Regions from separate parts of the Mus musculus genome. Here region 1 is linked to region 2. The links are chromatin loops, found by intact Hi-C in ENCODE. Cell type or tissue: heart. All regions are shown on one strand. Links, peaks and the distances in the headings refer to the core of each region. The heading gives the core; the rest is flanking DNA. Region 1 holds the start of Atp13a1 (ATPase type 13A1). Region 2 holds the start of Zfp869 (zinc finger protein 869).

Region 1 (15,407 bases), core at 4,937-12,936, 74 kb before region 2:
CCCACCCCCCTGCCCAGTTTTCCCGTCCCAGCATCCCTAGATGCTGTGATCAGGATCATCCCAGTACAGTGAGTGGATCAGGCAGAGAAGGCTGGACAAGAGACCCAAGAAGATACCGATGTGAAGCCAGCCCGGGCACTAGCCTGGAGGAATGTCACTAACATGAGGCTGCCTGTCCAGGACACGAGGCCACCCATGCCAGACCTTGGATGCCAGTCCCTCACCTTTGGTCAGTGTCCAGTCCACAGCTGTCAGCATGGCCTTTTCCAGAGGGTCACCCACTAGGGTGCCGTCATCCAGCTGCATGAGCGAGTGGCAGGAGGCCAGGGCCCGGTGTGTTTCTATGGGAATGCTGGACACTGGGGTCACCTCTTTCCCATCTCTGCAAAGACGAGGACAGTTGGTTTCAAGGTGGATATAGGCGGGTGGGTGAACTGTACCTCTACCAAGGGACCTGGGATCCTTCAGTGAATACTACCAGAGACTACCTCAAGCTGCTAGTACTCAGTGTGCTATTTATTCACTAAGGGTACCTTGGTGAGACTACTGGCCTCAGGGATGACTCCTGAGCTCCCAACAGATGAGGTAACAGGTCTGTGGCCGACTGTTCTGGGACTGAACTAATTTCCTATCTATTTCTGATGCCACTCATATTGATCATCACATAGGATCTTCTGTAACGGAACCTCAGAGGCAGGACTTCAATGGAGGCTCACACCAAGCTTGGGTCTGTTTGCTGGGGGGTTTAGACAGAGTTCCTTTATGCTCACCTCAGCCCTGCCACGCCTCGCACCACCAGGCTGTCACTGGTCAAGGTACCCGTCTTGTCAAAGCAACACACTTCAACCTTGCCAGCGAAGGGGATCCGGAAAGGCTCTGTGCAGTACATGTCTGGGGGTGGAGGGTGGGACCTGGGGTCAGGGGATCCCTCCAGGCTCCTGCCTGTTCTATGCAATGCCCCACCAATCACTCAGCACTCACAGAGCTTGGCCAAGGCGATGAGGGAGGTGTTGACAGCCAGAGACAGTTCAATGGGCAGTTCAGGGGGTACAACAGAGGTGAGGATGAGGGTGCACTCCAGAAAGAGCTTGTAACGGTTCCGGCTGGGGTCCTTGGTCCCTGTGGAAACAGGGCCTGGCAGCCTGGGGCAGGGATGAGGCTTCAGAACAGGAGCTTTCAGGGCGCTTACCTTCAACCCACACATACGCAGCTGCAGCAATGGCGAAGACCAGGAGGAAGAGGATGAAGATAAAGGTCTCCAAGTTGTTTGCAGTGACCCTCTTTACCCCAAAGAGAATTGTACGCAGTAGTCTGCCCTGCAAGGATTGGCAGGACTTAGCCTTTCCTGAAAGCTCTGTGGGGGAGAGTGGCCTCTGCTCCCTGAAAGCATCGAGGTTGGCCTTTCTAATAAACAGCAATGCCTGCCTAAGACCACTGTAGGCTGACAAGGAATTAGACTTCCAAGAAGGCCAGCCACAGGGCCACAGGGAAGCCAGGCTTCCATCACCCCTTCAGGTAGAACCCTGAAGCATTTACCAGAGCACCTCACTTAACATCAAACTCCTGGGAATGGTAATAGCCAGACTACCTTGGTCATATCCACTGCTATCTCAGCCTAGGGAAAGCAGGCCTGCATTAGCCTTAGGGTGAGTTCTGGGAGGAGCTATCACACTTTGGGCCCTCCTACGTGGAATCCAGCACCATACCTGGGATGTGTTGAACCCAGTTCTCAGGACAAAGGCCACACATCCATTGTCGACCGCTGAGGGAACAAGGAGAGGCACCTGCTGTTAGCAACCCTGTCCCACCTCCTTCACACTATAGCAGGTGCAGGATACCCAAGACACCCTTCCTTGAGGCACCTACGCTTCAGGCCCGAGGTGGCCTTCTGCGGGGGAATGTGCTGTACCACCTTGGTGCCCCCAAAGATGACATGCAGCCGAGCATCGGCCTGCAGGTCTAGGACACGGTCTGGGCTCAGGTCTTCAATGGGCTCCTGCGAAAAGAAACATCAGGTTGGGATGACAGCCTCACTTTAGCCTCCCCCAAGGGCTTGCCTGATTCCCATGAGTGGCCCCTACCTAGCCAACAAGTTCCATTCACCTTAGCAGGTGCCTCCTCACCACAGTACTTGTGGAGTTAATGCCTTGTGATCTGCACTAGGCCTCCTCAATGATACAAAGAGAATCCTTCTACCCACTCCGATGGAATATCCTGGTTTCTTTCCACCTGGCTCCAGACTCCTATGGCAATGACTCCAGCCCACCTGCCTCTGCCACTTGTGTATGGCAGGGACCGCCTGACCACTGGCCTCTCCTGCCCTATGTCGTTCTTCATGAACTGGTAGTGTACTATGGATCCTATCCATCACCTTCATTTGTGGCACAGATTCCCCAGTGAGCATGGCCTCGTCTACAATGCAGCGGCCCCGTAGCAGCAGTACATCACAGGGCACCAAGTTCTCCTGGGGTGAGCGGCCTGCAAGGTGCAGGCAAGAGAGTCAACCACTGGCTAAGGTAAAGACTTCCACCTGAGAGGAATCCTGCCTCACCGATAGACACGATGTCCCCAGGAACAATGTCATCACTGGCGACAGGCCTCCACTTTCGGCTGCGGTAGACCTGGGAATATGAGCAGGGGGAGTCTGTCAGCATAGCACGTGCATGGTGTCCACTCGGGTGAGCAGGGCCACCACCCACCTGTCCCACCAGTCACACCTGTATCATATGGGGCTTGTTGCCCATCTTTCGGATCTCTGACATGTTCCTCATCTGCTGCTGCACTAGGGAAGCTTCGAAAGCCACCAGCATGGACAGAGTGAAGACACTGTAGTACCAATACTCGTCCAGGCACCAGAGCCCAACGCAGAATACCTGTGAATTAGCAGCCTGTCAGGTCTTGCCTACCTGTCCTGTGACCAGAAATTCTGGCAAATACCAATGATTCCCGAGGGCAGGGAGAGGCTCTGGGGTTTGGAAATGGCAGCCAGACACACTCTGGCTGTGACAGTCCCAAAGAAGGAGCTGGCACAAGGGCCAGAGCTGCTGTTACCTGAAACACGAAGAAAGGGGCTGTGGCTCTCTCCTTGAAAAGCTCAGAGAAGTCGGGCACTACCATCTCAGCCCTGCAAAAAACCATACCCAAATTCCTGGGTGAGCTGAAGATGTGGAGGCCCTGCCCCTGTCACCTCTAACAAGACACCCAAGGTGGGTGACCTTGTTCCTCCTCAACTGCTAGCAGGCAAGCCAGACTGGGTGGCAGGCAGTCCTTCCACACCGACACCCTACTCTACTCAGCCCTGTAACAGGCTCTGTACAATACCACCCACCCCAGGGCTAGATGAGAAGAGCAGGATGGGGTGGCTGGGAGAAGAGACCCTGGTGACAGAGCTCATTCCCCACTGGAACTGTATATTCTTTTTCTGAGACAGGTTTTCAAGTAGCCCAGGCTATCCTCAAACTCCTTACAGGGCCAAGGAGGAGCTCTGAACTGATATCCCTGGCTCTGTCTTCGAGTACTGGGAAGACAAAGTGTGCCACCATGGCCCATGGCCATGTGGTGGTAGGGATAGAACTCTGGATCTTGTCACTGCTAGGAGAACTCCAGCCCCCGCCCCTAGAACTGTAATTTTTTTTCCTCTTTTCTTTCCTGAAACAGGTTCCCACTATGATCATAAGCTGGCCTGTAAGTCACAGAGATCCAAATGTTTCTGCCTCCCAAGTACTGGGATTAAGGATGTACACTGCAATGCATGGCCCCACCTTTAAAAGATATTTTTCTTGTGTATGTTGGGGGGGCAGCATGCCTGTGACAGTGCATGTGTGGCGGTGTATGTGTGTATGTTGGGGGGGGCAGCATGCCTGTGACAGTGCATGTGTGGCGGTGTATGTGTGTATGTTGGGGGGGGGCAGCATGCCTGTGACAGTGCATGTGTGGTGGTCGGAGAAAAACTTGCAGGAGTTGGTTCTCTCCTTACATTGTGTGGATCCTGGGATCAAACTCATGTTGTCAGACTTGATGACGAGGGCCTGTACCCACTGAGCATCTTGCTGGCCTTGGGAATTTGTTATATTTTCTCTGAATAAGCCCTTGGCTTCAAGTAGCTTGTCCCTAGGGTGTCTCCTGCAGCAGCATGTGGCCACCTAGTCTGACTTGGCCTCCTCTGCTCTACTCTCAAAATTCCAGAATGCTCACAGGCTTCCCACAGTGGTGGGACCTGAGAAGAGGGAACCACGGAGTACCCTGGAGTTTAAAAACAAAAACACCCACAGTGATAGCATAAAATCTGTCCCAGGCCATTAATGCGGTCACTATCAGGGTTGCAGAGACCAACAAATGATGCTTCTCAGACTGGATATGGTAACATCTACATTTACTGAAAAGCAACAGAGTCATGAAAGAACCCCAGGGGTATGACTCAATGGCAGGGCCCCTATCTGACATGTTCCAGGCACCAGGTTCCATATACAGCTGCAGAGAGAGAAAAAACAATCTGCTAAGATCTCCCCAAGTTCCCTGACTGAGCACTGTCAAGGGTGAACACCATGTGGGCCATGATGCCAAATATCGGTGTTTGGTGCCCAGCGTTCAGCTGTCCTATTGCAGCTGCACATTGGCACCTCTGTGTTAGTAAAAGGTTAACGGAGAAAGCCTGTGTGGAGCATCTGCTGTCCTACGCAGCATAAAAGAGGCACCCATGTGTTTTGGTGTGTTTTCCTTTGCAGTGCTGGGTGAAAGCATTCTAGTCCATTAGGCAAGCACTCACCCGCTGAGCTGTGCCTCGCTGCATCACCATCATTTCTAATGTGCTGAGATGCACATAAGCATAAACATATGAATTAGAATCTAATTCTATGCTGGGTGGTGATAGTACACGCTTTTAATCTCAACAATCAGGAGGCAGAAGCAGAGGTATGTAGATCTCTGTGAGTTTGAGACAAACCTGGTCTACAGAATGAGTTCCAGAACAGCCAGGGCTACACAGAGAAATCCTGCCTCAAGGATTTCTCAAACTCATGTTGTCAGACTCAAGGGAAGGAAGGGAGAAAAATAAAGAAAAAAACCCTCTAATTCCATGATTGTGGGGGAGGGTGGGCCAAAGACATGGCTTATGGTGAAGTGCTTGCCTTAAAAGCATGGAGACTATGTTAAGTACCAGAATCCATGTAGAAAGGCAAGCATGGACTTAACAGCAGCCCCGGGGAGGGAGGAAGGGAGGGAGGGAGAGGGAGCACCACTGCTGCTGCCTGTTGTTTAGTGAGCTCCAGTTCAGACAGACCCTCTTAGAACACAAGGTGTATGGCTCCTGGCGATGACACCCGAAGCTGACCTCAGCCTCCACATCTATTTGCACACACATGCATAATCTCCTTTCCCCCAGTCAAGCTCCTGGCTTTCTGAGGGCCCTGTTGGCAAACAAGCTTGGAGGAAGGCAGAGCAGAGCAAGTTTTTCCAGTGGGGCCATAGTCACTTAGCATTCTGGGTTAAAAAGCAGAGCTCTCAGCCCTATTGCCAGGGCTCAGTGACCAGGAACACAGTAGGGCGGTAATGCACAGTGGGCTACAGGGAAGACAGGGACTCACTTGTTGCTTCCAAACTTCTTCTCTGCAGCTCGGATCTCTGAGTCTTCCTGGAAGCCTCTGTTGCTTTGATAGTAAGAGAAGGCATTCCCCACTGGGAAGGCCACCGGAAGGAACTGCTTTTTCTCCAGGGCATCATAGGAATATTTGATCTTCTGGAATTCAAATGACAGCACCTCCAGCCCATCTTCACCCTGGGGTGGAAGGTGTGTTTGTGGCAGAAGTCCCCTGACCTGGGGACACTGCCTGTCCCACCTACCCTGCAGGACATAGATCCCTTCCTACCTTGTCACGGTGCAGGGCCACAAGCTCAGTGGAGCCATTGTTGGGGGTTGGCACCACCTTCACAAAGGTTACTTTGTTGGGATCATACTCCTGTCAAAAACCAAAGACTGTTACGGAGCCCTTCTTACCTCTCAAGTACACGCCCCTCATAGGGTCAGAGTGCAGGCATGTCCCTAGGCTTGCCATACCTCACTTGACCACTACTTTGTATTATAAGGCTCAAGGCACAGGGCAAACTCCCCACCTAGGATTCTGGACCTGACTGAGCTCAAGTCCATACGGAACTTCTCCACTGCTCTCCATTCACAAGACCCACATCTTGCCACTTCCCACTTACCGCCACACTGGCTCTCTCTAGCTTGCTCACTGCTCCCCAGTATACTGAACACCAGCTTGCCTGAGTCCAAGCTAAGAGTCTTGGTATCTGAGCAAGTTCCACCTATAGCCTGTGAACTCATGCAGCCAAAGACAGCTAAGGACGTGGTGTAAAACCATAAGCAGACTTAAAACACCTCGAGATAATTTTTCTTGGAAAATGGATCCGCTCTCCTGATCCATTCAGGCTTTTGCTCAAGTGTCACCTACTCGGGAATCCTCCCCAGGTGGCTCCATCTGAAGTTCCCTGGGAATCTTACTGTTATCTGCCTTCTGCAGTAACAAATGATTCTACCTTCTTCCCCAGTGGTTTTATGCATGCTACTTTCGTGACACAAGAAACATTCCCCCATTCCTCCACCTCTGGTCAGCCTTGCAATGACTAGAGGTGGAGGTGGGACACAAGGTGGTGGCCCTGAAACTAACACTTGATGATGAACTAACACAGCGGAAGATGGGTAAAGGTGCCACGGAGGGTGCCCCCCCATTATAGGTTACCTTAGCTTTCCTCAGTGACCCCGGAGGGAGGTGTTTCAGCTTTCACTGTACAGTAGGGTGAAACTGAAACCCAGTGAAACCTAGAGAGAAGCAAAGCCTGATCTGCCTCCTCACCCAAGGCTGCTTAGCTCTTCCCTCTCCTCCTTTCTAGAAAAGGAAGTTCTCAGCTACAGTCCAAAGGACAGCTAGAATGCTAGGGACCGAATGTCTCACACATGAGCGCAAGCGCTTACACACACACACACCCATCTATTGACCCTGGGTGCCAAGCTCAGAAATTTGGGCCCCTCTTCAGGGATAAATATTAATGAAGGAAACAGGATGCCTTCTCTTGGTACTAAGAATTCAATGCGCACACATAGCCATTGAGGGTGTATATGAGGGTACTCAGGATTTCCTTCAGTCACTGACACTGCCTCCCTTTTCTAAAGACCTACCCAGAACAGATATTGGTGTGCCAGGCTTCAAATCTGGTGATCTGTAGTGTGCTCACTGGGTATTACCCTCAACCTAGAGTACCTTAAAGTCAGTGCTTCCTGTAGTGACACTATGTTTAGAGTTCTGAATTTAGAATCACTGCACCATTCTGACAAGCCCTCATCTTAACCATACCTTACCGATAACTTGAGACTCTACGCTATTTTAAGTCACTTACAAGTAGTTCCTGGCCATCTTCAGCACCAGAATGAATTACACTCTCTTTTGGGTCTAGCAAGGGACAGACAGAAGCTGAACACTGGGCCATAGGACTTGGCTTCATACATTTGGGGGTATTACCCCACAGGTCTAATCTAACACTTAAAAAAAAAAAAAAGAAAGAAAGACCAACACAAGAGTAGAAGCCAGAAATAGTGACACAGGCTTTTAACCCGAGAACTCTGGAGGCAGAGCTAGGCGGTTCTCAGTGAGTCCTAGACGACCCAAGGCTGCATAGTGAGATCCTATCTTACAGGAAAAAAAAAAAAAGAGTAAGAAAAGAAAACCAAAACCAAGGTAGGAGATGACGGAGAAGCAAGGCGGAACCGTTCCAAGAACAATACACCATATGGGAGCTAAGAGAACAATTCACACTAACAGTAGCATATGGATCCTGCTCTAAGTGTGTTCCAGGTGTTTCTTGTGAATCAAAATAACCAGCCACAACTGCATGGCGAGTCACAGCGGGGTCAGAAGTAGGCCTGAGCCATAGGACAGGGGGCGCCGCTGGAGAATCGAGCTGTTAAGATTGGAGACTCGCAAGCCCGCGGCAGCCCGGTACCCCCGCTAGGCCCCATTGTGCCTGGGTCCCGGTCCGGGTCGGGGTCGGGCGCGCGCGCGCACTTACCGGGGTGCAGGTGAGCGCGCAGTGCGCGTGCACAGACCAATGCCCCGACAGGACAGTGAGTGCGTGCGCGAGGCAGATGGTGGCGAGCGCCAGCAGCGCGGCCTCGGGTATCTGGGTCCAGCTGCTGCCCCATCCCCAGCAACCGCTGGCGGCGGCGCCCAGCCAGGCTGGGTACAGCAGCCCGGCAAACGGCAGCACGGTGAGGCGCCGCAGAAGCGCCAGCCGCCGGTACGGCCACACGGCGGCCACCAGTTCGTCGCCGTTCGCTATGAGTGCTGGCCCGGCAGCTAGGCCCGGCCGCAATCGCGACCCAGGCTGAGGAGACCCGTTGTCCCGGGCCCCGCCAGGCCGGGCTCCGCAAGGAACCGCGTTGCCCACCACCGCCATCTTTCCCAGCGCTGCGCTGGCTTCCGGCAGAGGCACCGCCCCACTTCCGGTCTATTACTTCCGGTAAGGTCTGAGCGCCACCTTGGAATAGGAAGCGCCTAGGTAAACCGTTAGGTGGGTTAACACAAGTGTCTGTTCAGGGCGCCGCCATGACAAAGAAGGTACCAAAGGTCCAAATCAGCTTGCTAAGGTCGGCCGTGGCGAACTAAGAACGCAAAAGATGTAGACGGGCAGGGCGGGATTGACATCAGCAAGAGACCCTGAAACGGAAGAGCCCGTCCCTTCTCAGCAACTTTTCCGGCATCTATCTAGGAAAGAGCCTCCGTTTGGGGAGGAGAAAAGCTTACCCTAAGATACAAACTTTAGGACTTGGGACCTTTTGAGGGCGGGTTTGGGAGGAGGCGGAGCTTTCGCAAGGTAGGGTTGAGGGTGCCTTTTCCATGCAAGCCATACGGTAATAAGTACACAAGGTCACATTAACATAAATGGAAAATTAGGTACTTATGAAATATACTATGATGCTTTATGCAACTATTCTGTACAAGTACTGTTATTTAAACACAGCCATAAGAAGGTTTTGAAGATTTAAAAATATATAAGTATGTATCTGTCTCTGTGTGTGTGTGTGTGTGTGTGTGCGCGCGCGCGCTGTGCAGTTCCTACGGGGCCCTAAGAATTCGTCTGAGGTGGGAGCGGGTAAAAAAAAAAAAAAAAGAATGTGTCTGAATCCTGGATTTGGAGTTACAGTTAGTTGTGAGTGTGAGTTCTGGGAATTAAATACAGATCCTCTGGAAGAGCAGCCAGTGCTGATAGTGGCCGCTGCCTTTGACTCGCGAGTGCTGGCCACCCTACCCAGATCCAATATAGATCATTTTTATTCTTTTTCAATGTTATTTTGCTTGGTAGTGCAGGGCATCTCATGTATAAGCAAAGCTGAAGTAGGAAGATGACAACTTCAAGGTCATCTGAGAACTTAAGGAGACTTTTTCCAGACTTAAAAAAAAAAATAAAAGTGTTGGCTAGTTCAGTGTTAGAGTGCTTGCCCAGCATTCTTGAAATCCTGGGTTTCATTCTTTGTAAAAACAAACAAATAGAAAAACTCACACAGCCCCCTGACTGCAGCCTGCTGTTGCATAGTGATTTTCTCTCAGTTGAAATGACTGGAGGAAAGTTTGATAAGAGGACTAAGGAAGTTCTAAAGGCAGGCCTTGTCTCCTCGCTTCTCTTCACTCTATCCCACCCCAGGGGATTAGTCTCCAGTCCTTGGGCTTGGCAGCAAATGCTCTTGCCCTCTGAGCCTGCTCTCTACAGAGAGGTCCGTTAAGACTCAGGAAATAATTCAGAGGCTGAAGAAATTCCTGAAACCTTAGCAGGTGCAGCAGGCTCACTTCTCCCCGAGGTTATTAGGCAGGCAAGTTCATTGCAAGTACGGCGGAGAACTCTAGGTTTGCAGTTTGGAGTGATCACCATTTGGGGGTGTGCCTTCACCCCCAAATGACCTCTCAGTCATCCTTGCCAGCCAAGTTTAAGCAGCCACTAAGCCATATTCCTGCGATAACTCCAGTAAGCTCTCTGATTCATTGACTTGAACTTCAGTGTTTTTTTGTTTTGTTTTGTTTTGTTTTTCGAGACAGGGTTTCTCTGTGTAGCCCTGGCTGTCCTGGAACTCACTTTGTAGATCAGGATGGCCTCGAACTCAGAAATCCACCTGCCTCTGCCTTCCGAGTGCTGAACTTAAAGGTGTGCGCCACTATGCCCTGCTAAACTTAAGTGTTTTTATTACATTCATCTGTCATCTCTGGGGTGAGTTGACGTTTGTCCACATCTCTGTAGGAATAGTGTCACACAGCATAAATGGTGCCTGCACAACTGGGACTGGTAGAACCAAATAAAGGGAGAGGTAAGTGCCTGCTCCCTTCCTGGGCGCTGAGGCTGGGCCTGAGGCTGGTTCGTGTGAGGGAGAACATCTGTGGGTGAATCCCGTTATGGCTAGTTCTCCCTGTGGTGGAGAGTGATATGCTTTCCTGCTGTAGTGGTGGCTGCACGCTTCCTGCCATAGATGATAGGACAAGCAATCATGCATGAGCCATCTGACATCTGTGGTGGGAATCCCAGGGTGACCATCTTGCTCTGCTTGGAAAAGGGTGTCCTGTCTTTTTGATGAACAAGATCTACCTCGTGTTTGGGGATGATGTAATAATGTATTACAACTCTTTTTTTTTCACAATATTTTAAGCATATTTTATTTACATTACTTATTGAAAATATCTGGTGTACTGGAAATGATAAGAATCTTTACATATTTTACTTTCCATTTTTTTCCCATTACTTTATATATAGTAAGACGGCTCTTATAAGTCTTTATAAGGGAACCGGAAGCCATAGTTCAAGGAGCCTAACTTTAAGTAAGACAATTAGTAAGGACTAGGATATAAACCTGTTTGTAGAAGACAATATATTACATTCAAAGACAACAGGCTTTGTAGCCGACAGAATAAACATTAGAAGCTCCAAGGGATGGTCCTCCATGTGTCTCATGATGCCTTTCCTTTGAGGCATCAGCAGTGCCTGACCATTCCACACCCAGGCCACTTTCCAGGGTTCAGTTTACAGTCAACCACCTTGAAAGATGAAGCCAGACATAAGCCAATGGATCCCCCATTTTCAGAATTCCTCTTCTATATTTTTGCTTCTTTGCATTGAATGGGCACTCAGAACATTTGCTGTGAGCAAACTCTTGAACTCTTCAGATACCATTGTGACCTTTATTCTAAGACTCAAAACCAAGTGTAATGGAAGCAGCTCATATTCCTTATCTCTGTATGCTCTGAATAGGTGGCTAATGCTCTGGTGATTTATAGCTAATAACAACACTTGAGACAGGTGACATTATCCTTAGGCCTAGACATGGTTAGTGGTGTTGCTGTAGACAGGAAGTAATGCAAACGGATTCCAACCTTCAGGTTCTTAGTCACCCCTCTAGAAGTTACCAGTGGTTTTTTTTTTTTTCTTTATATTACGTATTTTCTTCAATTACATTTCCACTGTTATCCCAAAAGTTCCCCCCCCCAACTCCCCTACCCACCCATTCCCATTTTTTGGCCCTGGCGTTCCCCTGTACTGGGGCATATAAAGTTTGCCTGACCAATGGCCCTCTCTTTCCAGTGATGGCCGACTAGGCCATCTTTTGATACATATGCAGCTAGAGTCAAGAGCTCTGGGGTACTGGTTAGTTCATAATGTTGTTCCACCGATAGGGTTGCAGATCTCTTTAGCTCCTTGGATACTTTCTCTAGCTCCTCCATTGGGAGCCCTGTGATCCATCGAATAGTTGACTGTGAGCATCCACTTCTGTGTTTGCTAGGCCCCGGCCTAGTCTCACAAGGGACAGCTATATCACGGTCCTTGCAACAAAGGCTTGCTAGTGTATGCAATGGTGTCATCGTTTGGAGACTAATTATGGGATGGATCCCTGGATATGACAGTCTCTAGATGGTCCATCCTTTTGTCTCAGCTCCAAACTTTGTCTCTGTAACTCTTTCCATGGGTGATTGTTTCCATTTCTAAGAAGGAGCAAAGTGTCCACACTTTGGTCTTTGTTCTTCTTCAGTTTCATATGTTTTGCATATTGTACCTTATATCTCGCTATACTAAGTTTCTGGGTTAATATCCACTTATCAGTGAGTACATTTCATTTGAGTTCTTTTGTGATTGGGTTACCTCACTCAGGATGATGCCCTCCAGGTCCAACCATTTGCCTAGGAATTTCGTAAATTCATTCTTTTTAATAGCTGAGTAGTACTCCATTGTGTAAATGTACCACATTTTTTGTATCCATTCCTCTGTTGAGGGGCATCTGGGTCCTTTCCAGCTTCTGGCTATTATAAATAAGGCTGCTATGAACATAGTGGAGCATGTGTCCTTCTTACCGGTTGGGACATCTTCTGGATATATGCCCAGGAGAGGTATTTCGGGATCCTCCAGTAGTACTATGTCCAATTTTCTGAGGAACCGCCACACTGATTTCCAGAGTGGTTGTACAAGCTTGTAATCCCACCAACAATGGAGGAGTGTTCCTTTCTCCACATCCTTGCCAGCATCTGCTGTCACCTGAATTTTTGATCTTAGCCATTCTGACTGGTGTAAGATGGAATCTCAGGGTTGTTTTGATTTGCATTTCTCTGATGATTAAGGATGTTGAACATTTTTTTCAGGTGTTTCGCAGCCTTTCGGTATTCCTCAGGTGAGAATTCTTTGTTCAGCTCTGAACCCCATCTTTTAAGGGGGTTATTTGGGAGGGCTGGTGAGATGGCTCAGTGGGTAAGAGCACCCGACTGTTCTTCCGAAGGTCCGAAGTTCAAATCCCAGCAACCACATGGTGGCTCACAACCATCCGTAAGGAGATCTGACTCCCTCTTCTGGAGTGCCTGAGGACAGCTACAGTGTACTTACATATAATAAATAAATAAATAAATATTAAAAAAAAAAAGGGGGTTATTTGATTTTCTGGAGTCCACCCTCTTAATTTCTTTATATATATTGGATATTAGTCCCCTATCTGATTTAAGATAGGTAAAGATCCTTTCCCGATCTGTTGGTGGTCTTTTTGTCTTATTGACGGTGTCTTTTGCCTTGCAGAAGCTTTGCAGTTTCATGAGGTCCCATTTGTCAATCCTCGATCTTACAGCACAAGCCATTGCTGTTCTATTCAGGAATTTTTTCCCTGTGCCCATATCTTCGAGACTTTTCCCCACTTTCTCCTCTATAAGTTTCAGTGTCTCTGGTTTTATGTGAAGTTTCTTGATCCACTTAGATTTGACCTTAGTACAAGGAGAGAGGAATGGGTCGATTCGCATTCTTCTACATGATAACAACCAGTTGTGCCAGCACCAATTGTTGAAAATGCTGTCTTTCTTCCACAGGATGGTTTTAGCTCCCTTGTGGAAGATCAAGTGACCATAGGTGTGTGGGCTCATTTCTGGGTCTTCAATTCTATTCCATTGGTCTACTTTTCTGTCACTATACCAGTACCATGCAGTTTTTATAACAATTGCTCTGTAGTAAAGTTTTAGGTCAGGCATGGTGATTCCACCAGAGGTACTTTTATCCTTGAGAAGAGCTTTTGCTATCCTAGGTTTTTTGTTATTCCAAATGAATTTGCAGATTGCTCTTTCTAATTCATTGAAGAATTGAGTTGGAATTTTGATGGGGATTGCATTGAATCTGTAGATTGCTTTTGGCAAGATAGCCATTTTTACAATGTTGATCCTGCCAATCCATGAGCATGGGAGATCTTTCCATCTTCTGAGATCTTCTTTAATTTCTTTCTTCAGGGACTTGAAGTTTTTATCATACAGATCTTTCACTTCCTTAGTTAGAGTCACGCCAAGATATTTTATATTATTTGTGACTATTGAGAAGGGTGTTGTTTCCTTAATTTCTTTCTCAGCCTGTTTATTCTTTGTATAGAGAAAGGCCATTGACTTGTTTGAGTTAATTTTATATCCAGCTACTTCACCGAAGCTGTTTATCAGGTTTAGGAGTTCTCTGTTGGAATTTTTAGGGTCACTTATATATACTATCATATCATCTGCAAAAAGTGATATTTTGACTTCATCTTTTCCAATTTGTATCCCCTTGATCTTCTTCTGTTGTCGAATTGCTCTGGCTAGGACTTCAAGTACTATGTTGAAGAGGTAGGGAGAAAGTGGGCAGCCTTGTCTAGTCCCTGATTTTAGTGGGATTGCTTCAAGCTTCTCACCATTTACTTTGATGTTGGCTACTGGTTTGCTGTAGATTGCTTTTATCATGTTTAGGTATGGGCCTTGAATTCCTGATCTTTCCAAGACTTTTTATCATGAATGGGTGTTGGATCTTGTCGAATGCTTTTTCCGCATCTAAGGAGATGATCATGTGGTTTTTGTCTTTGAGTTTGTTTATATAATGGATTACATTGATGGATTTTCGTATATTAAACCATCCCTGCATCCCTGGAATAAAACCTACTTGGTCAGGATGGATGATTGCTTTAATGTGTTCTTTGATTTGGTTAGGGAGAATTTTATTGAGGATTTTTGCATCGATATTCATAAGGGAAATTGGTCTGAAGTTCTCTATCTTTGTTGGATCTTTCTGTGGTTTAGGTATCAGAGTAATTGTGGCTTCATAGAATGAGTTGGGTAGAGTTCCCTCTACTTCTATTTTGTGGAATAGTTTGTGCAGAACTGGGATTAAATCTTCTTTGAAGGTCTGGTAGAACTCTGCACTAAACCCATCTGGTCCTGGGCTTTTTTTGGCTGGGAGACTATTAATGACTGCTTCTATTTCTTTAGGGGATATGGGACTGTTTAGATTGTTAACTTGATCCTGATTTAACTTTGGTACCTGGTATATGTCTAGAAATTTGTCCATTTCGTCCAGGTTTTCCAGTTTTGTTGAGTATAGCCTTTTGTAGAAGGATCTGATGGTGTTTTGGAGGGATGAAGTGTCCCTCCTTGTCTTTTTTGATAACTTTGGGTTGGAAGTCGATTTTATCCGATATTAGAATGGCTACTCCAGCTTGTTTCTTCAGACCACTTGCTTGGAAAATTGTTTTCCAGCCTTTCACTCTGAGGTAGTGTCTGTCTTTTTCCCTCAGATGGGTTTCCTGTAAGCAGCAGAATGTTGGAGTCTTTTTGTGTAGCCAGTCTGTTAGTCTATGTCTTTTTATTGGGGAATTGAGTCTATTGATATTAAGAGATATTAAGGAAAAGTAATTGTTGCTTCCTTTTATTTTTGTTGTTAGAGTTGGCATTCTGTTCTTGTGGCTGTCTTCTTTTTGGTTTGTTGAGGGATTACTTTCTTGCTTGTTCTAGGGCGTGATTTCCATCCTTGTATTGCTTCTTTTCTGTTATTATCCTTTGAAGGGCTGGATTCATGGAAAGATAATGTGTGAATTTGGTTTTGTCGTGGAATACTTT
Region 2 (15,407 bases), core at 2,597-10,596:
CAATCAATCAATCAATCAATCAAATCAAATCAATCTGTAGTTGGCTTACACAGCCTGTTGGACTCCTTCTGGAATGAGGCTTGTAGACTCTTCTTTGTTGATATTTAGTGTCACCAGTGGTTACCTGGGTCCTCAGGTAGAACTACTTTGTATTTTCTGGGGAACCACCAGATTGTTGTCCATAGGGTTGTACCAGCTTGCAATTCCATCTGCAATGGAGGAGTTGTTCCTGTTTTTCCACATCCTAACCAGCATCTGATTTCCCCTGAATATTTTATCTTGGCCGTCCTGATTCTTGTGAGCAGGAATCTCAGGGTCCTTTTGATTTACATGTTCCTAATGACAAAGGATGTGGAACATTTCTTTTTTAAAAAAATTACACTTTAAATGTTATCCCCTTTCCTAGTTTCCTCTCTGAAAATCCCCTATCCCCTTCCCACTCCTCTTGCTCCCCAACCTATACACTCCCATTCCTGGCCCTGGCATTCCTCTATACTGGGGCATAGAACCTTCACAGGACCAAGGGCCTCTCCTCCCATTGATGAACGACTAGGCCATCCTTTGCTACATATGCAGCTAGAGACACCAGTAGATTGGTGGTTTAGTCCCAGGGAGCTCTGGAGGTACTGGTTAGTTTATATTGTTATTCCTCCTATGGAGTTGCAAACCCCTTCAGCTCCTTGGGTACTTTCTCTAGCTCCTTCACTGGGGACCCTGTGCTTTGTCCAATGGATGGCTGTGAGCACCCTCTTCTGTATTTGTCAAGCACTGGCAGAGCCTCTTAGGAGACAGCTTTTTCTTTCTTTTTTTTTTCTTTTTTACATTTTAAAAAAAGTTTTATTTAAGTACACTGTAGCTGTCTTCAGACACACCAGAAGAGGGTGTCAGGTCTCATTATGGGTGGTTGTGAGCCACCATGTGGTTGTTGGGATTTGAACTCAGGATCTTCAGAAGAGCAGTCAGTGCTCTTACCCCCTGAGCCATCTTGCCAGCCCAGGAGACAGCTTTATCAGGCTCCTGCCAGCAAAATCTTGTTGGCATCTGCAATAGTGTCTGGGTTTGGTGGTTGTTTATGGGATGGATCTCCAGGTGGGGCACTCTCTGAATGGTCCTTCCTTCAGTCTCTGCTCTGAACTTTGTAACTCCTTCCATGGGTGTTTTGCTCCCCCTTCTAAGAAGGATCATGTATCCACACTTTGATCTTCCTTCTTCTTGAGTTTCATGTGTTTTGCAAATTGTATCTCGTGTATTCTGAGCTTCTGGCTTAGATTTTTCAAAACCTACTTTAATAAGCATTCTCCAATGCTTTAAGCTTCCTTCTAGCCCACCACCCACCAGAGGTAGTGGAAAGGAAAGGCTAATAGGGCAAAGGGGGATGCCAACCTGTTTAGAAATCGTTCTTTTGGGCGATTCCAATCTTCTACAAAGTTGGGCTTTCTTAGCCAACATTTTGTAGCCTAGGGTGTAACTCTTAAAACAGTCACTCAGTGGCCCTTTTAGGATGTATTTTCTCAGGAAACCTCTAATGGAAGGACTGGAAGTCTGTATTTAGTGTCTTTAAATCCTGGGACAACCTATTCCAGGTATGTTGCCTGCTGAAGCCTCCCACTGGGTCTGTCCATTTAAGAGTAAAGATGGGTTGACTCGTCTCTGACAAGTGGAGGCTAAAGAAAGCATCGTTCAGGTCCAAGACAGTGTTCGTGTTTCTCTGGAAGAGTCAGACTCATGAGGATCTAAGGTCTCACGTTTCTTTGCAGGCACGAGAGGTAGATTCCAGGATGACTGGCATGGCACCAGGATGCCTGTCTCTTCAAGCCAGGAAATATAGCCTGCAAATTCCCCATTTGTTTCCAGGGTCACTGCGTATTGTTTAATCTGGATGGAGGAAGCTGAACTGGTTAGTTGAACAGTTATAGGTGCTTGGTGTTGGGCCAACCCTGGGGCATCTATTTCTGACAGAGGGTAAGAAATTTTGCTGGATATCTATAAGTCTATGTCTCATCATAAGAGAAGGTAATGGTGGATTTCAGTTTATGCAAAAGTTCTTGTCCCAACCAATCTTTTGATATTAAATACCCTTTAAGCTGCTTCCGTCAACTGGGACCTCCTCATACCTTCAAACATTTCCAAAATTTTTAACTTTTTCTAATAACTGGGGCTGACTGGGTGACAAAGAAAGTCTTTCTTTTAGTTTTGTTTTTTTTCTTCAAGCCAGGGTGTAGCCCTGGCTGTCATGGAACTTGCTCTGTAGAACAGGCTGGCCTCAAACTCACAGAGATCTATCTGCCTGCCTCTGTCTCCTTAGTGCTGGGATTAAAGGCATGCACCACCACCACCTGGCAAAGGAAATCTTTTTAGAAGCTATCTTTAATCCTTTAAAAAGAACCTATTGAAATGTTTTCTAACATTTCCTTCCTTGGTCAGTGTTGGACAGAAGGGAAAATCCCATTCTGTCTAGGTTGTGTTGTCTGGCAGCGTTCCTCTTTCCCAGGCCTGGAGCACATTAAAAAGAAAAATCTTCTAAGAGAATGGTGGTTTTTATGGTCATTGGTTAAAAAGGAGACATAAATCATAAAAGAGAAAGGAGTGGAACATTTTCTTTTCCTGCTCTGCATAGATCTGAGCAGAGGAAATGGTTCCCTGATGGAAGTATATATAATTCACACATATATATGAATTCATACTCTGTGTATGAATGCATTGTCTGCATATATGTATGCACACCATATTTGTGTCTAGCGTCTCTGGAGGTCAGAAGAGGGAGTAACATCCCCTGGAACTGGAGTTATGGCGGGCTGTAAACCACAATGTGGGTGCTGGGAACCAAACTTTGGTCCCTCTGGAGGAGTAGCCAGTGTTCTTAACCACTGACCCGTCTTTCCAGCTCCGTACTTCTCAACTTTTGATATTTATATTTGATGTTTTTGTTGTTGTTGTTGTTGTTGTTGTTGTTGTTGTTTTGGCTTGATCACCTGCCTTGTTCCAAATGTATTGTATTGACACTGTTATTGGGTTGCAGTTTATTTGTACCTCTACAGCCCATTAGTTTTTTTTTTTGTTGTTGTTGTTGTTTTTTGTTTTTGTTTTTTGAGACAGGGTTTCTCTATGTAGCTGGCTGTCCTGGAACTCACTTTGTAGACCAGGCTGGCCTCAAACTCGGAAATCCGCTTGCCTCTGCCTCCCGAGCTGGGATTAAAGGTGTGTGCCACCACACCCGGCTAGTATTTCTTTTATTAAATTAAGTGTGCAGAATCCCAGTTTTCTCTTGAGAGACTGTTTTCTTTAATCACCACAATATGACTGTGTTTGTCTCTTCTAATGAATTCTCCTTAGAAGCCTTTCATCAGACCGTGTCTGCTTTCTCAGGAGTGTCTCCAGTGTCCTTTAAGCCCTTCTTCTGTATGCTGATGATTGTATCAGTTATGCCTGTGGTTTCAGAGGTGTGGTTTTGTTTGTTTGTTTTTGAGACAGTGTCTCACCATACAACCCTGACTGTCTGGATATTGCTATGTAGACCATAGAACTCAGAAATATGTAGACCATAGCCTCAAACTCAGAAAAATGCCTGCCCCTGCCACCAGAATGCTGGGATTAAACGTGTGTGACACCAAGCCTGGCTTGTGTAATTACTTCTTAGCTATTGCTTGCCTTTTTGCTACTGTTTCCTGCAAGCTCTCTTTCCACCCCTTGGTTTCTCTATTCAGTGAAGAATTAATGTAGTGACAACTTCAGAATTTTGGTTTCTTTAAAAACACAGAAATATTATAAGAATGTGTTTTCATTTTAAACCAAGGAGTGGAGATATGGGACACTTCAGACTGTCCAAAGCAGCTGACTACGATTTGCCTCATGCTCTAGCAGAGGTATGGTATTGCCAGCCGCAGATAGTTTCTGCGATATTGTGTGATACTGTGATGTCTCTGTGACATTCGGAATTCTGAGAACTTTTCGGAGGGTACATGAATGCTAGCTCCCCAGGAGCTGGAGCAGGTGCTCGTTGGCCATTTAGGGAGGTTGGTTTGTAATTGCTGTGGTCAAAGAAGAAACAAAAGGAAAGACATTAGATTTAGGAATTCATTCTCTCTCTCTCTCTCTCTCTCTCTCTCTCTCTCTCTCTCTCTCTCTCTCTCTCCCTCCCTCCCTCCCTCCCTCCCTCTTTCCTATTTAGTGATGGGGTGAAATGGGGTGGGGTGCGGGGGTAAAGGGTGGGAAAAGAAGAATCCACAAAGTAGCAAAGACCAGCTACAAATTACAGAATGAAAAGTTTGCAGTCTACATGCAGAAGATTATTATTATTAAGATTATTATTGCTCCAGATTGCCCAAAGCTATTTAGGGAGACCCTGTTTAAAAAACAAAAAAGCAAAACAAAAAAAAAAAAACCAAACCAAGCCAAAAATCTTCCCTCAAAAAGCACATATTCACACAAAGCCACAGTCTCCTGTACAACAGGTGGGTGTGGTGTTCAGAGAGGGCGCACTGTGGCCCTTTATGAATTTCATGTGATTGGTTTTTCTGCATGTATGTATGTGCACCGTGCATGCCTCTTCCAGGGAGGTCAGAAGAGGATGTTGGATCCTGTAGGGCTAGAGTTACTGTGAGCCATTATGTGGGTGTTGGAAATTGAACCCAGATGCTATGGAAGAGCAGTCAGTGCTCTTAACTTTGGAACTATCTTTCCAGCCACCTCCCCCAAGTATACTTTATTCATACATATAGATTGTGGAGCAAAACTGCACAACTGCAAGAGTGCATTTATCCTTCTAGAAATGGACCAGCCAGCATACATTTAGCTGATTGGTTCATATTAAATGATATTAAAGAATAAAATCTTTGAAGTTTCTATGAAGAAGGCTCTCAGATCCTACCTGGCCTTGTTAGTAGTGGCCTACAGCACAGAGGGCAAGAGGGAGTTAGCTCAGTCAAGCCTACCAGGTGGGTTGTGAGTGACCCTCAGTGGAATGGGGCTAGTGAACGTGCATGTGTGCATGTGTGGTATATGTGTGAAGTTAGCCGTGTAGGTGCATTTACACAATGGAGTACTACTCAGCTATTAAAAAAGAATGAACTTATGAAATTCCTAGGCAAATGGATGGACCATGAGGCAGCTTCTCTTGGGCAAGAATCTGGAGTAAATCCTTGGATCCCAAGTGGATGAACTCCTAATCAGTTTGATTTGATCCAGAGCCACTCTCCTTAGCTATCTGCTTATTTAAAAATTAGCTATCTCCTGTCTTCCTTCACTATTCTAGTGTGGTTTGGTCATTTCTGTGGCCTCGTGGATACAGGCATCTTCAATGTGTAAGGCTCCTTCAAATACTGAAAGATCCTGGCAGAATGTAAAAGGACACAGAAGCCCTGAAATTGGCAAGATAGACGTCAGTGTTAGCAGAACTAGCTTCACTGATTTAGAAAAATAGAGGTGCACAATGCTCTGGCCACTTCTTGAACCTGTGTGTCTGCCAAAGTTCTGACCAGGTGTGTGCCCATTGCTGCACCTTCATTAGACTCTTTCCTTGTACCCCTCCCATACCCATTTCTTGAGAATAGACATTGTTTAGATCTGGAAATCCCCTAATCTCCCCCTTCTCCTTTCCCCCCTGAGGGCCTATAAAAACTGGGACCTCTTTCCCCTCGAGGACAACTCCTCTACCCCTGCGTGGGATATGAGTCGTCCCCAGAGCTCTGGCTTTCCCCGAATAAAGCCTCATGTGGTTTGCAACAAGCTCGGTCTGTCGTGAGTTCTTGGGTGTCCGCTATTGTCCTGAGGCCTGAGCGAGGGGCTCCTCTCGGAGTCTTTCAATACCTTCTGTTGACCTGGAGTAGTCTGTGATTGATACTGGAAGTTTTTCAGGAAGTATATCCCGAATTCCTGGTTCTTTGGCTTCCACCTCCTTTGTTGGGATTGCAGGAAAAGCAACACCACCTTGGTCTTGGAATGGGTTCGCTTCTCTGCTTAAAAAGAAAAGGTGCAACTTGTTATAATTGAGCAATCTTTGGCGTGACTTGCTGAAATTCCTGAAACCCGGAGGACATCAAGTCTTGTTTCGATGTGATAGGGGTTGGGTTGGGCCCTGGTCTAGTTGTGAGGCAAAGTGATCACTGCCTTGGGGAGTGTATGTAATAGACTGTGCACAAAAACAAGGCTTCCAAGAGGAAGAACCTTAAGTACCTACTGAGTGCAAGAAGACAAGCTGTGAAAGTTCTGGGATGCACAAGGAAGTCCTGCTTCAATCAGATCGTCTTGAAGCAGACTTGCATGAACTTGGGTGAAAGCCAGAGTTGGGAAGGTCTGTGTGGTCCACGTCTTTTAATTTCAGTTCATCCACTTATGGGAGCTGTCATTCAGATTTCACTAGCCAATCAGGGCCCTGAGGGCAGGACATTCATTCACAAGGACCAAGCGAAGCTGTTCCTGTCACTCAGGCCCTCGTAGGGCAGTGCTAGCCAATCAGAACCTTCAGGCCAGGCCACTCACTCAAGAGCGCCTAAAGGAACTGCTTCATCATTCAGGGCATGCTAGCCAATTAGAGCAATGGAATTGAGTCATCCACGCAGCTGCATCTAGGGAACTCCTGTCAATCAGACTTGTGGTGCAGCTCTAGCCAATCAAAGCTTCGGGGCAAGATGTCCAATCAAGAACACCAGACGAGACGAGAGGTGGGTCCTATCCGCCGCCATGCTGCAGATTCTGTTCTTAAGCAGGCATCGCGTGGTCCCGTGAGCTGCGGTGTGATCGCCGCTGCCGGGAGCTGTAGGGGGAGCGCAGGCGAGCTCAGCAACCGCGCCATGGTGAGCGCGGGGCCGCTGTCCCCGGATGGGGAGGAGCGGTCGGCTGAGCCGCGTGAGCCGGGGTGATAGGTCCTTCCCGGGGTTGGGGGAGCGGTGGGACCGGCCGGCCGAGCGGACACCCTGTGCGTTCCACTGGGCGACGTGGGCCCCGTCACTGGCCAGTGCTTGTCTCGGAGGACTCTAATCACTTCCGCTTTTCCAGCCATGTCTGCGCAGAGCGCGGGGAGCGGAAGACTCCTCCTAATCAGGGGGTAGCTTCCGGGTTGGTGACGTCACCGCCCAGTGCTGGCGCCCTGTTTGTGCTTTTGGTGTCGCACTTATGACTGCTGTGTTCTCTGCGCTGTGGTCTAGACGTTGTGGGCTTCGTAGGTCTAGCATCAAGTGTGAGTTAATTTTGTGAAATTCTCCGAGTCTTTGTCCAAGAGTTTCTTTCGGATGGTGTCCCAGAAACAGTTCTAGAAAAGATTGTACTACTTTATCAAAGGTCAGCTTGTCTCCTAATTTAAAAAAAAATTTTTTTTTGTGGATCTGTTTATTCTTCCTAAACAGTGTGTTGTCTTGTGTATTTGATTGGAAATGTTACGAGTGTGTTGTGGGTTCGTCTACATTGTGCTAACCATTTTGTGTGTTTTTTTAAAAGTATTTTACATATAAAATTCAGCAATGTCTTTTATGTACCTGATAAGAACTTTTTAGCATTTTGTGGGAATTATCTTAAATCTGTAATTGAACCTGGGAACTGACATTTTTCTGATTGTGTCTTCTGGTCATGAGGATGTTATATCAGAAACAGACAAATATGTTTGTGTATTTCCACAATTTCATAATTTACTGAATAGAAAGTAAAAAGGTGTCACGCCTCTGGTGGTAATCTGGCCAAGGCTATTTTTCCAAGATATTTTATATTTCCAAGATATTCTATCCAAGGTTCAATTTTTCCAAATCCTAATTATTAATATTTTTTCATATCACACGGTAAATATATAATTATATCCACATATGCTGTTTACACAACCAGCATAAGTTAAAGAGGCTGCAGCAGAGTTCAGAGGGTCCCAGAAGTTGGCGAAGAGAAATGCAAGCAGTGTTTCAGTTGATGAGAGAAGTTAGAACACACGACTAGTGAGCCACAGGGGGAGAGCTTTGAATGAAGCCCGAGGATGTCAGGTTTGAAAGTGGCTGTAGTGGTCTATATGATATGAAAGGCAGACTGACTGGTCCTGGTGAACTGACAGGGACTCAGTTGAATTGAAGCTGCGTCCCTGACTAGATCCTTGGCTCACACAGGTATCAGATGATAGGCTGGTTTCAGGCCGTGCCATCCTAGTGCTTGGTGTCCATCCCTTTCTGAGGCCAGGGGAGGGAGATGCATCCTTTTGTATCCTATGTATGGTGTTTCGTTTGCACCGCTTGTATGCCTAGTGCCTGCGGAAGCTAGCAGAGGACATCAGATCTCCTGTAGCTGTAGTTACATATGGGTGTAAGCTGTCATGTGTACTCTGGGAATTGGACCTCTGAAATAGCATCTGTGTTCTTTTTTTTATGATTTATTTATTTTTTTATTTTATGTATATAGTACACTGTCTTTAAACACACCAGTAGAGGTGTATCAGATCCCATTATAGATGACTGTGAGCCACCATGTAGTTGTTGGGATTTGAACTCAGGACCTCTGGAAGAGCAGTCAGTGCTCTTAACCGCTGAGCCATCTCTCCAGACCAGCATCTGTGTTCTTAACCATTGAACCATACCACCTCTTTAGCCTGACTTTTCTTTAAATTAGCATGTGCTTTTGAGATAGAAATTGTGTAGGCAAGAATGACCTTGAACTCCTGGTTCTTTTGCCTCTATTTCCAAGTGCTGGAATTTCACATATAATTTCATGTAAGAGGCATGCACCGTGACACCTATCTGATGTTCTTTTTCCCTTTAACAATTTCATACATGTATAAAGACTACTGTAATGTCCTGCCCTCTGATTTCCCTCTTTGTCCTCTCCTGCTTACAGTTCCCTGTGAAATATCCATGTTTTCTGCCCCCTTCATCTCCTTCTTTGTTTTGAGAGCCACTAAAAAAAACCATTCTGGTTTTAACCAGGATCATCCGTGTGGCTGCAGGTTCCTGCCCATGCATCTGAGCACGGTAGTGGGTACACAGTTGAAAACAATGCCTTTGTTTAGAATCCCTTGGTATCTAAATCATGATGGGCCCAGTCCTGTGTCAGGTCCGTTACAGCAATGCATTGCTGTTGTAAAGTGAGGTCATACAGAGCATTAGCTCTGCAGTGCTGAAAAGTCAACATTTTACATCCCATCTCACTGTCTCTGGGCCTTACTGTCTGTGCCTCATCTTTCACAGTGATCTCAGCGCCCTGGAAGTGGTGGTCTAAATGTCCTGACTAACTGTGCATCTCCGAGTTTGCTGCGGAGGGGCTTCTCTACCTCAGACGGGGAGGAGCAGTTGTTTGTGAGTAGAGCATTATTTAGAAGGTAACTGGGTGCCAGGACAGTTGAGCTAGAACAGTGGTGCAAAGTTTATCCCTCCAGCTGCAGACGTGGGTTTTGGGTTTAGTTTACTATGACAGGGATGGATTCTCTGAAGGAGTGAGCCTCAAGTTCAGTTAGAGAGCCGCCTGGTGTTATCCTCAGAACAGCTATATCACTATTGCTCAGGTGGACACACCTTGCTTGGCAGGTTGGTTTTGTGTGTCGTGGAGGTCTGGGTAAGACATTCTGTGCCTGTCATTCCTCCCCCAGCAGCCTGCTTAGTGCCCAGAGCATCATGAAAGCCAGCCAACAGGGAGGAAGTTCAGTGCCAGTTTGATTTCTTTCTGCATTGTAACCGGTGTGGGGGGCGTCTTCAGTAATAACAGCCAGTTCTGGAGGGCAACCGTGAAGAGCAGGCGAGCCTGTTAGGTCTCCCTGACCTATGGCTGATAAGCAGTGATTCTTTCCTGCTCTGGAGTTACGGCTTAGTAACCATCGGCTTTCAGAAGCATCATCTACTGTAGGATCTCTCCCTTCTTGTTTTTATCATTTGTCTTAACTTACACATGACCTCGCTGTAGCACTGCTGTGTACATGGACAGAGGACTCTAGAGCCTGCTCCGGGAGATGCTTGTACAGTCATGTTCATTGTCATTCTTAATTTGTAATAACCAGGAAATTAAAAACAGCCTACATGTCCAGCTGGTGAGTAGATATTAAAACCGTGTATACATGAAAGGCTTCCATTCAGCTGTGAATAAAACCAAGATGATGAAATTTGCAGGCTAATGGATGAAACTAGATAATAATACTGAATCAGCTGAGAGTTTGAGCTGGGACAGTGAACACCCTGTGTCCCTCTCCCATAGGTGTTAGTGTCACACTTGTCCTTAGATTGCTGTGTCTTAACTTGCAGAGCTTGAAGAAGTAAGGAAAGGGCCACCAGGGAGCTGCTGTTAAGGATGGAGGGAATGGTAGCACAGATAACCAACAGGAAGACTCTGGGTGAGGAGTTTGAACATGGGGGTGCAGGGTGGGCTGTGAGGGGTGTACAGGAGAAAGGATGAGCATGGGGGGCAGGGGGGCTGTGAGGGGTGTACAGGAGAAAGGATGAGCATGGGGGTGCAGGGTGGGCTGTGAGGGGTGTACAGGAGAAAGGATGAGCATGGGGTGCAGGGTGGGCTGTGAGGGGTGTACAGGAGAAAGGATGAGCATGGGGGGCAGGGGGGCTGTGAGGGGTGTACAGGAGAAAGGATGAGCATGGGGGCGGGGGGCTGTGAGGGGTGTATAGGAGAAAGGATGAGCATGGGGGGCAGGGGGGCTGTGAGGGATGTACAGGAGAAAGGATGAGCATGGGGGGCAGGGGGGCTGTGAGGGGTGTACAGGAGAAAGGATGAGCATGGGGGCGGGGGGCTGTGAGGGATGTATAGGAGAAAGGATGAGCATGGGGGGCAGGGGGGCTGTGAGGGGTGTACAGGAGAAAGGATGAGCATGGGGGTGGGGGGCTGTGAGGGGTGTACAGGAGAAAGGATGAGCATGGGGGGCAGGGGGGCTGTGAGGGGTGTACAGGAGAAAGGATGAGCATGGGGGCGGGGGGCTGTGAGGGATGTATAGGAGAAAGGATGAGCATGGGGGGCAGGGGGCCTGTGAGGGGTGTACAGGAGAAAGGATGAGCATGGGGGGCAGAGGGGCTGTGAGGGGTGTACAGGAGAAAGGAACAAGAGTTCAGGAGACTGAGGATGCTGAAAAGCCACACGGACACCTATGACGTCGTTAGCCAAGTGAAATTACTTCTATAAGTTATTCTTGATGGTCTTTTTTGCTAGAGTTAATAAAACATTCTGATTTTCAGTATATGTGAGGTTTCAATTTCAGCACACCGAATAATTTATCAATGTACTGTCTTTATTTTTAAATATTTATTTTTGTTTTCTGGAGATGGTCTTAGTCTGTAGCCCAGGCTGACCTAAAATTTACAAGTTTCTCCTGCTGGCCTTGAACTTGGATCCCTACTGTCTGTTCCCTGAAGGCTGGACTGACAGGCCTGTGCTACCTTCAGAGTCACCCTTGCTACACTTTGGCAGCTTTCTATGTTTATAACTCGTAGTGATAATTGTTTTCATAATTAGAACATTTAGAATTTATTTTTGTGTATGAGTATTTTGCTGCATGTATGTCTATGCCCTGTGTGTGTTCAGTGCCCATGGAGGTCAGAAGAGGGTGTCAGAGTTCCAGATTGTTATGAGCCACCATGTGAGTGCTAGGAACAACCTGGCTTCTCTGCCAAGGCAGCCCAGTTCTCCCGTGAGGTTCTGTTGCTCCTTTGTCCAAAATTGGGTCTGTTTGGGTTTGTTCCTGGGTTTTCTGCTCGTATGAGCTGTTCATTGCTTATCAAATGAGAGTGCACTCTCATGATTGTGGTAATTTTATGGGGAGTCTTAAAGTCCTGTATTCTCTGTGTGTGTGTGTGTGTGTGTGTGTGTTTCAAGAGTTGTGCTGAACATTCTTTTTTCTCATCCTTTTCATGTGTCCCTTACAATCAGTGCTGGTTATAACAGTCTGATTCTGAATGTTGGGAGGAATGTGTTTATAGTGCGGGTGGAACATGTGTGAAAACGTCTTCCACGTGCAGACCTCTTGTCCTCTGTGGTGCTGACTTCTTTTTGTTTTTCTCTTCATTAGGAATGTTTGATTTTTGTCTAAAGACTTTATCCTCCCCCGTTTTTATTAATGTATGTACAGCGTAGAGGTGGTATTTGTACATCCAGTTCATTGCTGTCGTAGGAAAATGATGGTCTTTTGTATATTGATGGGTCATAAAAGTTTTCAGTAGTCCTTTTTTTCGTTCCTTGGATTTTCTGTGTGGAAGTTGTGTTGTCCCTCCCCCATCTCAGTGTTTTGGCATTCCCCTTTTATTGCTATGCCCCTGCCCTAAGTATTAGTATTATCATATAACTTTTCAGGATCTAACTTGTTGATCTGAGCCTTCTGAGCCCGGGGGCTTTAGTTGAGTGTGTGCAAGGATTTTGCCCGTGGTATGGTAGGAAGACCAAGGTTAGATGGGAAACCCAATAGTTAGAGAAAGTGCAGTTGCTGATGATGGCGCTTGAGACACATTTAGTCGGAGGTGAGCCTGTGGATGGAGACAGGTAGACCTGAAAGTTGTGAGGGTGTGTGTGTGCGTGTAGTTCTCAGTGGGCACACGTGTCCTGAACATTGCTGGTTGCTTGTGTGATGGCTGATCTTTACTGCAGACTTGTATGGCTCTGGAACCAACTAAGAGGCCTGTCTCTGCAGGTCTGCCAGGAACTTTCAGGGAGGACTAACTGAGGTGAGAAGACCCTGTCACCGTCGTAGAGTAGGTGGCACTTTGAGAAGTCCAAAGAAGGAGCAGCGTTCCTTCCCTGCTTGCCTGACTTCTTGCTGGTGAGTGCATCTGTCTTGCCACCGCTGCCACCGCCACCGCGTCATCCTTCCCTGACACTGGAGTCAGCTTCTTGGGCCTTCCGGTGTGGACTGAAGATCACTGAAGAAGCTCTCCCGGTGTCCTCTTCATCATGGAGGCAGCCATTGTTGGACTCTCCAGGCCTGATGAGGTAAGTCAATCTAACATGTACTCATCTTTGTTAATTCTTCCAGTTCCCCTCTGCCGGAGAATCCTGATCTGTTCATGGCCATCTATGTCCTCATTTTCTTATGAATTCACCTGAAATATTTTTAATCGCCATTTTTTTAATAGTCTGCATATATAAGCCATGTAAGAAAAATACTTTCTTCATTTTCTTAACCATAAAAGACCTAAAATAATGACTCAGAACAGTATGTTTAATACCAACACATACTGTTATCAGAACTTAGGGAGTCCTGTTGTAATTGCTAGATGTTACTGCAAAAATTGGGGTCTTTTCTTGGAGTTGTTAATCCTACTGGGTGACAGTAAGACCACGACGACAATTTTTGAGCCACATTTGAAGCAAACTTTATTAAATACTGGCCAGGATGATGGACACTGTCCAGGCATCAAATTATACTAGACAGGGTTCATAAAGGCAAACCCACAAGGTCATGCACGTCCTGCCTTGTCCGTCCTAACACTGCTGCCGATGTACTCCTTACCTGTCATCTCCCACATCTGTGACCAAGCACATCCTGAGCAGTTGGGGCGGCCAACATCATTTATGGAAGTGAAAAACAGGTTTGTTACTGTACACGAATAGCAGCCCCCAGCATTCCAGGCATTACTTATCCTTGGCTAGTGGCTTAGAGGGTTAGAGGCATTTCTGTTTTATGGATCTCTTAAGCACAGTAATTTAAACTTGGAACATAACTTTTGCCCTCGCAGGGTTTTTAGTCACATGAATTTAAGAATGAGCTGAGAGGAAAGCCTGAGAAATCTTTTTTTTTGTTTGTTTGGTTTTTTGAGACAGGGTTTCTCTGTGTAGCCCTGGCTGTCCTGGAACTCACTCTGTAGACCAGGCTGGCCTTGAACTCAGAAATCCTTTTGCCTCTGCCTCCCAAGTGCTGGGATTAAAGGTGTGCGCCACCACTGCCCAGCGTCTGAGCGTAAAAGAAAACCCCAAGGCAAGCAGGCATCAGTCTTGACATCTGCCTGGAGAATAGTCATGGAGAGAAAGAGAAAACCCCCATGCCTTTTGAGTTTAGCCAGCAGAGTTAGCCTCAGGAAGACAGGTATCCAGATGGCAGGGAGGGGGCCTGCAAAGAAAAATGGAAACAGCCCAAAGTACCAGAAAAAGCATTTCAAAAGGCTCCATCCTGCATCTCAGAGAAATAGAACAGAGTTCAAGAAAAAGTGTTAAGTTTCATCCTAGTATTCAGAAAGGCAGACAGAACTAAGAGAACCTCTTGGCAGCTGCTCTGTAGCATAGAGAGGAGAAGATGCTTCTGATGCAAGTGTTATTCTCATTAAAGGAATGATACTCCTCCCATCCTTTAGCTTAGCTTAAAGCCAGTTCAGCTTTCCCTAAGTTTAGTCCCTTGGCCAAGCTATTGACCAAATCAACTGTCTTAAGGTTAGGCACAATGGCATGTCTCCACCAGGGTTAGATTTTATTTGACTGGACGGAGCCAGCTTTCCTTTATTGGTGCTTCCAGTGCGACTATAACATTTCTTTCTGTGAAGAATCATTTAGCAACCAGAGCAAAACAAGCTCTAATATTTCTAGCATTTCTGGCCTTCAAGCCAACATAGAACCAAGGACCCAAGGACATTTCAGCTTATTTCCCAGGACACAAAACAAGCTCCCCCCAGCCCCAAATCTCTAAACTGCTTGTTACCATGCTTGTTGTTGTTTCCTGTTTCCTTCATTTCTCCCACTGAAGAGGTAGCCATAACTACCATTTTGTGATTTTGGGCAACAGTTTACTTGGATTCTTTGAGATTGTCCAAAGTAAGGTTGCCCGATGTAGCAGTTGGTGTATCCCTTCTTGGACCTCTAGGGAACCTCAGACCCACATTTGTACGGCAGCCAGGTGTGTTTGAGGAAAAGAAGTCCTTTGCTGGAACTTTAAAAAAGAAATGAGGGAGGGATAAGGCTAAGAGTGGGGACAAGAAGTGAAATTGGAATCATTTGAGCAGAGGATAGATTCCATCCTGCCAGGAGCAGGCATGGTTTTTATGCAAAAGCGTAACATTGGAAGACCCAGGCAGAATTGCCATCATGCTGCCTGCATTCAGTTTTGGAAGGGTCTATCTGATCGATTAGGTGTTTCTGAGTTTAGAAGTGGCCATACTGTCAGCTGTGGACGGATGTGTCTTTCTCACCCGCTCTTTCATATCCTAATCTGGAATGTTTTAGGGTTTGGTGAGCTTTGAGGATCTGGTGGTGCACTTCACCCAGGATGAGTGGGATTTGCTGGCTCCTTCCCAGAAGACTCTCTACGGAGATGTGATGCTGGAGACCTTCAGGAACTTCACTGCCGTAGGTGAGGATGTTTTCTTACCTCCACTCGTAAACTAGAGAATGAGGTTTCTGGTCACTGAGTGTCACTGCAAGTTGGATGTGAAAAGGGAAGAATCACGGTGATGAAACGAGGTGTAGTCACGATGCACATTCTAATCACTTATCATACACTTCTGGACTGTGTTTAAGGATATGAATGGGAAGATGAG

Evidence for each region. A loop is a pair of places that touch in the nucleus more often than their neighbours do. Peaks named below come from ENCODE experiments on the same cell type or tissue, not always from the same donor. Only the 100,000 strongest peaks of a DNase experiment are listed, where the experiment ranks them.
Region 1: it touches region 2 in a loop (8-fold over the local background); 6 of 42 quality-filtered maps call a loop at or near these places.

What each region holds. Positions count from the first base shown.
Region 1 is chr8:69,784,296-69,799,702 of GRCm38, reverse strand. Atp13a1 (ATPase type 13A1) reads right to left here and starts at 8,540. Exons shown (of 26, transcript NM_133224.2): 1 at 8,062-8,540; 2 at 5,865-5,954; 3 at 5,583-5,773; 4 at 3,052-3,124; 5 at 2,718-2,873; 6 at 2,552-2,621; 7 at 2,372-2,478; 8 at 1,867-1,996; 9 at 1,707-1,762; 10 at 1,190-1,316; 11 at 982-1,119; 12 at 771-891; 13 at 225-382. The coding sequence starts at 8,448. In heart, for the core only: a CTCF peak has its summit at 8,469; DNase peaks (open chromatin) are centred at 8,132 and 8,502; H3K4me3 peaks cover 3,212 bases; H3K27ac peaks cover 1,911 bases.
Region 2 is chr8:69,708,152-69,723,558 of GRCm38, reverse strand. It overlaps Zfp869 (zinc finger protein 869), which reads left to right and starts at 6,657. Exons shown (of 5, transcript NM_001039965.1): 1 at 6,657-6,791; 2 at 12,575-12,873; 3 at 15,094-15,220; 4 at 15,388-15,407. The coding sequence starts at 12,835. It overlaps Gm51532 (a long non-coding RNA gene), which reads right to left and starts at 6,452. Exons shown (of 2, transcript XR_003947396.1): 1 at 5,806-6,452; 2 at 3,763-4,028. In heart, for the core only: no CTCF peak of the experiment used is centred there; DNase peaks (open chromatin) are centred at 6,488 and 6,948; H3K4me3 peaks cover 2,349 bases; H3K27ac peaks cover 1,589 bases.